Regions from separate parts of the Homo sapiens genome. Here region 1 is linked to region 2. Evidence: chromatin contacts called from ENCODE Hi-C data. All regions are on one chromosome and are shown on one strand. Each heading gives the region's core, a stretch centred on a gene start or an enhancer-like site at or near the end of the contact. The rest is flanking DNA. Distances are from core to core; before and after follow the strand shown.

The links. A loop is a pair of places that touch in the nucleus more often than their neighbours do. Pooled maps may share reads with other maps.
Region 1: a pooled map shows a loop between it and region 2 (12-fold over the local background). The contact joins the promoter of ZNF511-PRAP1 here to the promoter of PWWP2B in region 2. A Hi-C loop is called at or near these places in 6 of 50 pooled maps.

Annotation. Positions count from the first base shown.
Region 1 is chr10:133,306,868-133,311,952 of GRCh38, reverse strand. It overlaps ZNF511-PRAP1 (ZNF511-PRAP1 readthrough), which reads right to left and starts at 3,039. Exons shown (of 9, transcript NM_001396060.1): 1 at 2,857-3,039; 2 at 2,490-2,563; 3 at 1,976-2,177; 4 at 1,665-1,789; 5 at 112-237. The coding sequence starts at 3,009. It overlaps TUBGCP2 (tubulin gamma complex component 2), which reads left to right and starts at 3,081. Exons shown (of 18, transcript NM_006659.4): 1 at 3,081-3,130. ZNF511 (zinc finger protein 511) reads right to left here and starts at 3,039. Exons shown (of 6, transcript NM_145806.4): 1 at 2,857-3,039; 2 at 2,490-2,563; 3 at 1,976-2,177; 4 at 1,665-1,789; 5 at 112-237. The coding sequence starts at 3,009. RefSeq lists enhancers at 2,554-2,848, 2,256-2,951, 3,675-3,904 and a silencer at 2,595-3,444.
Region 2 is chr10:132,393,705-132,398,449 of GRCh38, reverse strand. PWWP2B (PWWP domain containing 2B) reads right to left here and starts at 1,250. Exons shown (of 3, transcript NM_138499.4): 1 at 1,099-1,250. The coding sequence starts at 1,223. It overlaps LOC124902526 (a long non-coding RNA gene), which reads left to right and starts at 1,894. Exons shown (of 2, transcript XR_007062342.1): 1 at 1,894-3,789; 2 at 4,120-4,745. RefSeq lists enhancers at 1-192, 193-715, 2,286-2,808, 2,809-3,332 and silencers at 978-1,117, 1,128-1,237, 1,648-2,077, 2,098-2,477.

The DNA of each region.
Region 1 (5,085 bases), core at 1,790-4,289, 910 kb before region 2:
CGTTACCTTTCTGAATTCAGTATGAGAAGAGCTGCGGCCCAGGTGCAGCCCAGAATCCTCAGCACCGAACACATGTTGAGAACGGGTTTCAGAAAGAGCTCAGACACTGACCTATGTCTGTAGATCCGCCTCTCACCTGCCGGTGCAGGGGAGGCTGCCACAGGCTCAGAGCAGATTTCCATGGCCTCCCCTTCTGACCGCTCTCCACTGTCCCCTGGGGCTTCTGCTGAGGCTGGGCTGCGGGGAGAGAGCAGTGAGTAACTGCCCTGCACGGCTCCCACAGCCCCTGTGTTCCCCAGAAATGAACATGCAAGAAAGAAACTGGATTTCCCTGTAAGTAGCATATTTTCTTACTATTTTGGCATAGTCTGATTTTATAGTGTGGTTTAAGATACTGGGAAAAGGAGAATGATTACAGCAAGGCCATTGTTTATATAATAGAGTCTGCATCTTATAAACTTAACTGTAACAATCATACTTTTTTTTGAAAATAGTATTTTTATGGTGCCAACGGTGCCACGGGTCTTTTTATGAGTGTGAGAAATTTGCTAAAGTTAACCAGAGACTATAAACTAGTCTCTTCCATAATACGAATGTCTTAATCCAGCATTGCACGGTTTTTCTCCTTAAAATGATCCCTCGGAAAGGAGACAATTACTTTACACGTAAGTCTTTGTAAAGCCTCCCACATTGCAGTGGGTTCTCCCAGTTCTTTTATTTTAAAGAGCAAATTACTACTTGAGAAAATGTAGAGTCTGAAAAACTCTGATCAATAAAATTGTAGATGATTATGAAAGTTCACCTCATCAGTTAAAAAAAGAAGAAATATAACACAATTTAAAAATTGTTCCGGCTGGACATGGTAGCTCATACCTACAATCTCAGCACTTTGGGAGGCTGAGGCAGATGGACGGCTTGAGCCCAGGAGTTCACGACCAGACTGGGCAACATAGCAAGACCCTGTCTCTACAAAAAATAGAAAATTTTGCCGAGTGCGGCGATGCGTGTTGGTAGTCCTAGCACTTTAGGAGGCTGAAGTGGGAGAATCGCTTGAGCCTGAGAAGTGGAGGTTGCAGTGAACCTACATCACACCACTACACTCCAGCCTGGGTGTCAGAGCAAGACCCTGTCTCAAAAAAAAAAAAAGATTGTTCCTGGAAGTATTTCCCAGAGTGCACTCTAGGCAGGAACATGTTAATCAACAGCTTTGTCATCAAGTTCATATGCGCACAACCAACCAGGACAAAAGGAAAGCCAGGGCTGCATGATGTGTGAGCACGGCCGACGGCTGCAGGAGGTACAGACACGGCCCCGAGGGGTGTGAGTGCGGATGACCACGGCCGACTGCTGCAGGAGGTACAGGCATGGCCCAGAGGGGTGTGAGTGCGGAGGCGCTGCGCCCGCTCATTCCCACACCCCCTCTGCTGCCTCCACCGGCACAGAGCTGGGCAGCCAGGGGCTCCCCTCCAGCCTCCCTTCGGCAGGGTGGCCGCTGGCACAACCACCTGTAGCTGTGTTGCCAGGGCTTCAGGTACCTGCAGGTGAACACCCCATTAGGTGACACACAAGTGCTTAATAAGTCTGACCGTCTATGCATTCCGGCTAGTTGGAAACCTTTTCCTAAAATCAAAAGCAGACACGTGCTGAGCCTGGCGGCTCCCTACCTTCTGCTTTTCTTTGGCTTATCAAACCGGAAGTCCGCGGGGTACAGGTGCATCCTCACCATGTGATCCTTCCGGTCTCTGCTGGTCTTGAACTTCTCTGTGCAGCCTTCTACCAAGCACTGATACTGAAATGGAGACCGTGTCACCTCCCTCTGACCCCTGGCCCTCCCCCACCGCCATGCCCCCGTAGCAGAGCTGCCAAGGGCGGAAAGGTGTCCCCGGCCTTGCCCGAGCACCCGAGAGCTGGGGGCAGCACTCTGAGCCCATCACCAATGGGGGGTGGCCTCGGCGGCTGTGCAGTTGTCACCCACCATGTCCTGCCTCTCAGACAGGATCTGGAAGAGCGAATCGTGCCACTCCAGGATGTGGGCGTCCAGCAGGTGTCCGGAAGGGAAGGCCCGCTTGCAAAAGGAGCAAACATTTCCGTGCAGCGTGTGGTAGTGGTGCTCGTAGTCGTCCAGGGCATCGAACACCTGGCAGCAGCCGGCCACCTGGCAGGCAAACGCGGGCACCCTGCCAAGGAGACGTGCTTCAGGAGCCCTTCCTCCGGTGCGAGGAACCAAGCTGGACTTTCTGCACAGTTTCCCTTTGAGACGTCCAATAAAGCCCCTATGCATCTTTTGCAATCCCAAACCCTCTTTTTATGAATTAAGTTTCACAAACAGGCTAGGTGGTGGAAGAGTCGGCCACGCCAAAGCTGGACAGGCACAGCGCCTCGGTGGGGCGGCCGCACATGGAAGAGCGGCAGCACAGCCCCAGGGACCAGGCACCGGTCAGGGAGGCGGCGCAGGAGTAGCACTGGCTAGGCACTGCCCATTCGCTTACCTGGGCTTCTCAGGCACGTCGGCCACCTGCATGATCACGTCCTGGAGGTAGAGGTGGCGCTGCACGTCCCCATCCTGCAGGAAAAGTGCGCCGTGGGCGGGGCCAGGTGACTCGCGGCACGCCCACCGCGTCAGGCCTCGCCCACACCCGTGGCCCCAGTCATCCCGCGCTCCGGTCCCGCCCCACAGCCTCAGGCCCCGCCCACTCCACGTTCCGGCCCCGCCCCACCACCTCAGGTCCCGCCTGTCCCAGGCTCCGGCCCCGCCCCGCAGTCGTAGGCCCCTCCCACTCCAGGCTCCGGCCCCGCCTCGCCGCCGTAGGCCCCACTGGATCCTACAACTACTTTTTCCCTCTTTTGCTCACGCACCTCGAAGAACTGGTGCTCCCGCGGGAAGCGCACGGGGCGCGCAACGAAGCGAAAGGGCGCGGCCCCAGCCGCGGGATCCCGCTCTACAGGCAGCGGCTCCGCCGCCCCGGGCCCCGCAGCGAGGCGGGCGCACAGCGCGGGGGGCAACTGCATCACCCCGGGCGCGGGCGGGCGCAGCCTGTCGGCCACCGTCCGCGAGCCGAGCCGGACGTGACGTCACGCTCACTTCCGCCGCCGTCGGGGGCTGCGCGGGGGCTGTGGCTCCGGGACTGCGGTGAGTCCTGGCCGAACGCGGGCGCGGGCGTGATGAGGGGGTTGGGGGACTGCCAGGCCCGGGGGGGCCCACGAGGCGACGGGGCTGGCGGGACGCGGCTCTTCCCGCGCGCTCCCTCTGGCTGTGCAGCGGTCCCCGAACTCTGGGGCCGAAGCCCTTCGGGCCTGCACCGGCCAGGCCAGCGTCTTGCCCCGCGGCCCGACACTCAGCCGGGGCGGGGCGGAGCGGGCCTCCGGGTCGTCCCGGGTGTCCCCTCCCAGCCCTGGGAAGCCGGGTCGCAGGTCCCCCTCTCGCACGCCCTCTCCCGTCCGCCTTGCCCCGCCTGTCGTCTCCCGCTGCAGTCCCTGGATCTTGTTCCCTCTAAACCAGTCGCGAACTGGAGCCAAAGTGACTCCAGTTTTATTGTAACCGTTTTTAATTTAAAGCCCTTGGGTGACTTCCCGTTACTTTAGTTCAAAGGCCCTTTCCTGGTTTGTCGGGGTCCTGTCGACCTCTCCAGTCCCCGCAGCTCCCGTGAAACACAGGACCTGTGCTAGGTGCTCAGGGCGTGTGGGGGAAGGCATCACAGGAGGGCGCGGCAGCCTTGTAGGAGAGACAGACGTCAGAGTAAAGAGTCACCTAATTAAAATGGTGAATGACAACACACGCGGGAAGCAGTGGACGCTTCAGATCTACTGCAGAGAATGGGCCCAGTGGCGGATAGAGGCTTTAGCTTTCTCGTCTGTCACCCAGGCTGGAGTGCAATGGTGCGATCATAGCTGATAGATCGCTGCGGCCTCAAATTCTTGGGCTCAAGTGGTCCTGCTGCCTCAGCGTTCCAAAGAGCTGTAACTGCAGGCGTGAGCCACCATGCCTGCCCCTGTACTTTTTCCATGTTTAGATACACAAATATCTCTGTGTTACAGTTGTCTAGTGTTCAGCACCGCCACCTGCTGGGCAGGTTTGTAGCCCACGAGCAAGAGGCTCCTCTAGGTGGTTTAGGTGCATTGTAGGCCGTACACCATCCAGGTCTGCGAGTGACTCTGATGATCGCACAGAAGGAAATCATGTAACCATACGTTTCTCTTTTTTTCTTTTGGAGATAGTGTCTCTCTCTGTCGCTCAGGCTGGAGTGCAGTGGCGCGATCTGGGCTCACTGCAACCTCTGCCTGCTGGGTTCAAGCGATTCTCGTGCCTCAGCTTCCCAAGTAGCTGGGATTACAAGTGTGCGCCACCAGGCTTGGCCAATTTTTGTATTTTTGGTAGAGACTGGTTTTCACCATGTTGGCCAGGCATTTCTCAGAATGTTGAGTGATGCATGACTGTACTTTCTGTCTCTGTAAAAGCCTTTGGGCTCTTGACATTTTCCACAAGTTGTAAAATAACATTTTTCAAACCAATTTGTACAGTTAGCTTTGAGCTCTCAACAGAGACTCTTTTTCACGTCCCTCTGTGTTTTAATCACTTGGAGTGTGTGCTCACTAGGAGTGTGTGCCCCGCTTGTCCGTGGTGGAGTGTGACATGCGTGCATTGCTTCCCTCAGCACGCGTCCCTGCGGTAGCTCACAGCCTCTGTGAGGAGGACGTCAGTCCCTCCCAGTCACAGTTGCTGGGCCTGTCAGTTTGTGTGATTAATAGTAAGAATTCAGGAGCATCAAGAAGGCCAAGTCAGCGGCCATGGCTAGACGTTCCTCCAAGAAGCAGCCACGGCTAGATGTTCCTCAGAGCTGTGTTTTCAGTGGGACGCTGTGCATTTCTGGCGGGACAGCTCTGTTGATGATTAGCATCCCCCGCCCTTGCCCTCTAAGTAGCGAGAGCACCCTTCCATGACCGTGACACCCCAGAGTTGCCCTAGGACTTTTCCAAAGGTCTTCTGGGGGGAGGGACTCTGTGCGAGTACGGGCTGCCCTCTTGGAGGCCCGGTCCCCACATTCAGGGAGAGCAGCAGGCTCCTCATGGGATGAACACTCATGACGT
Region 2 (4,745 bases), core at 1-2,500:
ATGGTGGAGGGGATGGCAGCTCCCAGGTGGCGATTCTCACCCCCCGAGTGTCCCTCCATCCTGCCCGTGCACTCCCAGCGGTAGCCCACACGGAGCGGGCAGGAACCACACGGGAGCCATATGTTAAATCACGTGACTTGTGGATAAATGGCTTCTGGCACATCTAATGAAGAGATAACGTCTGCGAAATAATTGTGGAAGGAACACGGTCCTCTCTGCTAATTCATGTCACCAGGCAAAAATCTGGGCTCCACGGATGGAAAAAGTTGGGCCTTTACAAGAGGAGCCTTTCCCTGCTCCCAGTTTCAAAAGAAAGCCCTGCAGGAGCGCAGCGAGGCCACAGCCTGATTCATGCCTAATCATTGATCTGGCAGCGACAGCTCCCTGCCATGTGACGCGGTGTCCAGGAGGCTCATCTGCACCGCATGGGTCCCTGCAGCCCGTGCACAGGTGCCTCTCAGGAGGAACCGCCCCGCCCTGCCCTGCGCCCCCCACCCAGGAAGCCAGGGCTCCCGGGGGATGTGCCCACGGCTCCCACAGCTTGTACCTCTTCACGCCCCCATGACTCAGGGCTCCCTGGCCTGAAACTGTTCTTAAATCGCACAGCTGGGCGCAACTGCTCTCCCCGAATCCAAACCTCAGCCGCGGAGTCACTCCCAGCAGCCAGGGGCCCGTGGCCTTCGACAGGGCACCCCCACCTGTGAGGAACTGCCAGGGCAAGGCCACGGCGCATCTGACCCTCCCCTGCTTTAACGACAATTCTGCCAACAGTCGAATTCAACAGTGGCTCTGAACAAAGAAAAGTGCATTAATTATGGCAGATGTGTGGAGTTCCGGGACCCCGGCCCCGCGCCCCCCGCCCCGGCCCGCCCCGGCCCGGCGCCCGCCCCGAAAAGTCGCGACGACTTTGAGAACCACTTTTGCCCCCCCGAGTGGCGGCCGCGCTCGCGCGCCCCGAAACTCAGGCTCGGCAGAAACCGAAAGCGGGCGCCGGGGCCACGCCACCCCCAACCCGGAGGCGGGTCCCGGGTCTCCGGGCGGCGGAGGCGGGTGTCGCGTGGGGACCCCGGGGGTGTCCCGGCCCGCGCCCCCGCTCACTTTTTCGTGCAGTCCAGCAGGATCCCCGCGAAGCTCCGCTCGCCGCAGCTCACCGTGACCACCAGCGCGCCGTTGACGACCTGCTCCACCCGCACCGGCAGCCGGCAGCCGGCGCGCGGCTCCATGCTCCCGCCGCGTCCCAGGCCGCCCCCGCCCCGCCGCCGCCGCCGCCGCCGCCGCCGCCGCCGGGTCAGCCCCGCGCGTGACGCCGCCCCGCGGCCGCCTGACGTCACAAAGCTCCGCTGGGGCGGCCGCCACAGCCGAGCCGAGCCGGGCCGGGGGCGCGCGGCCGCGGGCTCCGCTCCCGGGGACCCCGCCCGCCGCCGCCGCGTCCCGGGAGAAGCCGCGCCCGCCCGCAGAGGTCGGCCGGACGCGCGGTGCGGACCCCCGGGCTGGAGAGGGGGCTGCGCCCGGGCTCGCGGCCCACGCTGGCCGGGAGTGTCCCCTGGCTCGGGAGGACCCGAGAGCCACGAGCCCGGGGGCGGCGGGGGGGACACCCGCCGCGGCCGGAGCCCCGGGACCCCATCCCCCCGCTCCCCTGCCTGGGGCCGGTCCCGGGCCCCCCTCCCCCTCCGGGCCCAGCCCTGCGCCCTCCCTCCCTCCCCGGTGGCCCGGATCCTCCCGCCTGGGGTCGGCCGCCCGCGTGTCCCGGCAGCGCCCCGCGCTGGGCTCTGGTGGCCCCGGGCACTGCGGCGAGGAAGTCCCGGGCGGCGCGCGCAGGAAGCCGGGGCAGGCGGAGGGGACGCGGGGCGCCCGGGGGCAGCGGCCTAGTGTCGCCCTCGCCGCGTGGGGGGCGGGACACTGGGTCGCCCCACTGGGCTCGGCGCCTCTCGGGGCGACAAGCGGGCGCGCGCCCGGCTCAGGGCCACCCTGCGCGCCTGGGGGTGGCCGGCACCGGGGCCCGGGGGGTTAACTCCCTCCGGAGGTCTCGGGCGTGTCTCTTCGGGTTGCCGGGCCCAGGGGCCAGGCGCGCCTCCGCCAGTTTACAAAGGAAACAGCCTCCTTCCCCCGCGGCAGGGGCTCCCCGACCCGCGGGCGAGGAGTGGGAGGTGACGGCGCCGGACCCCCTTCCCCCAGGCGCCCGGCTCCCGCGCCTTCAGGCGTCAAAGCCCCCGACTTCCCCGAGCACCAGCACGTCCGCACCCGGCTCAGAACGCAGGGGCCCGGCCTGCTGCGGTGACCTTGGCCCCGGGCCGGGCTTCTGAGCCGGACTTGCAGCGCCTGACGAGGCCTGGAGGCGGGGCGGGGGACCGCGTAGTTGTCCTGGCGACCCAGCGCCGCCGGGCAGGGCTCCTCCCAGCCTGGGAATTGAGGACCACCGCCCCTGGTGCCACTGGGGACCGTCGGGTCGCTGGCGCCTGTCGACCTCGCCCTCCGGCGGCCGCGCGGCAGTGGGAGCCTCAGAGAGGAGCCAGGGCGGAGTGAGGGAGCCCGCGGGGCCTGGGACACCTGACCGTCCGGCTAGAACAGGGGTAGGGACCGAGGCCGAATGAGCCAGAGTTCTGGCCGGGGACAGTCCCAGAGGAGGCCTGGAAGCCCAGTGAGTGTCTGTCCTCCTCTGTGTGGCCTGGGGCTCCCGCCAACACTAAGCCCTTCCTGGGGCCTCAGGCACCTCAAGGCGCCCCGTTCTCCAGGGTCAGCCAGCCCCTGCCCACTGGTTGCCAGGCTTGCAGTGGAGCCTGCCTGCTGTCCTGCCCACAGGCCTCTGCAGCTGCCCCCTCCAGGGGTGGGGCTGACTTTGGAGGAAAAATGCCAGGCAGCAGGGACCCCCTCGCCACCCTGCTCCAGGTTGGGCTGAGCGGCCATCCTGAGGCTGCCCACTTGCTTGGCTCTTCTTCCTGCCTGCTGGAGAGGCCTGCTGGGCACTGCCCTTTCTGAGCATTGGGGACTGCCAGGGTGAATCAGCATTCAGGCTGGTGGGGCCAGCATGGGGTGGGGCTAATGCACAGGGGGCTGTATGTGGGTGGAGGGATCCAGAAAGAGTGTCCAGGGGAGCACCAGCATTCACCAGGGCCCCACCAGGTGGGCAAAAGCAAGGGCTTCCGAGGTGGGGGTGGGGGTGGGCAGGATCCTCTGCAAGGTGTCTGCGTGCGCCTGGGGCTCCTGGTGACTTCCCACGCCAGCAGGAGGAACAGTTTGGGGTGTGCTGAGGGACCCACCTGTGGACTTGCTGGGCTTTGAGAGGAACCAAGGCTGGGTGGCGGCGGGCAGGACAGGGGAAGAGGGTTCCGGGGCACAGAGGGCCAGACAGATGCACCCAGCAGCTGGCAGCTCTGGCTGGAGAGGGGAAGAGGGCAGTGAGAAGCACGGCTGGCCCATGGTACCTCCTGCCCCTCTGCCCTGCCCGCCTTCCCTCTGCCCTGCCCACCTTCCCTCTGCCCTGCCCGCCTTCCCTCTGCCTCTTCCCCTCTGGCCCGTGCTATTTACTGTGTATTGTTAAGTGAACTTGGAAGCCGTTTTTAAAACCTGCTCTCCACTAGGTAAGGTATAAAAAAGACCATCTGCAGACAGGGAGACCATTTTTGCAACTTAAACGGTGGCTGTTCAGGGCCTCCCCCAGCAGCCCTGCCCCCGCACCTGCTCCCACTTGCTTCCCGCCCCGCTCCAACCTGCTTGTTGAAGAAGAGGCCATGGGAGTTTCCAGAGTCCCCGATTAAAGTGCAGGTGTCCTTGGGGACCTCATCAGCCCAGGTATCCCCTCCTGTCTGACCCTGTATTCGGGGGTTGGGAGGCTGTCCTAGGCTTGCTGCTCTGAGCATCTCCCCAGAGGCCACCCTGCTCATGCCAGTCAGTGAGGTCTGCCCAGTTCTGGGAAGCACCCTGGGTACTGGGGCTGGTGCTGCCCACAGTGAGAGGACCCTGAGCTGCCTGGCTGGGCTGGAGAGGAGCCTCGGGAGTACGCCCCTGGCTGGGGTGAAAAGGCCAAGAGTGGGAAGAGACACCTCCGAGGTCTTTAGACTTTGTCTTCAAGAGACTTGATCCAAACAAAAGGTCCTAAAGCCTTTGGTCCTCTGGCTGTAGGCACAGCCGCAGCAAGGCCTAGGACATGCCCAGCTCGGGACGGCCCAGCCAGTCAGATGGGGTAAGCCAAGGGGACAGGAGAGTGTCCGGAACTTCCACCGGGGCTGGGGGTGGGTGACCAGCAGTTGGCAGGATGGGTGGCCTGAAGGGGTACAGTTGAGGGAGGGACAGGTGGCTGGAGGAGGAAGCAGGGGCTGGCCTCTATGTCCCCTGAGACAGCAGGGGAGGAAGGCAGGAACCCCGCAGGCCACCTCCCCTCAGGGTCTGCCTCCCCTGCGGTCCTTGGAGGAACTCCAGGATTTGTCCTCCCTGGCAGCCTGGCTCACTTGCATCACCAGCTCCATGCCCGCCCCTCGTCTTTCAGGGTCGCTCCCCCAGGTCCGAGCTTAGAGGGCCCTCCTGACTGCTGGACCTGGACCTGCCCAGCACTGTCCTACCGCACTACATCATCACTGAGACTTGGGAAGGGCAGTGGTGAGCAGGTTCTCAGCCTTTGTTGGTCTCTTCCACGAGATGAGGCTTACAGCGGCCTCCCCATGACTGAGGTGCAGCCACAGCCTGGCCTGTGTCCAGCCTGCTCCAGAATCACCTGGTATCCCCCCAACCCCCAACACACCTGGGCTTGC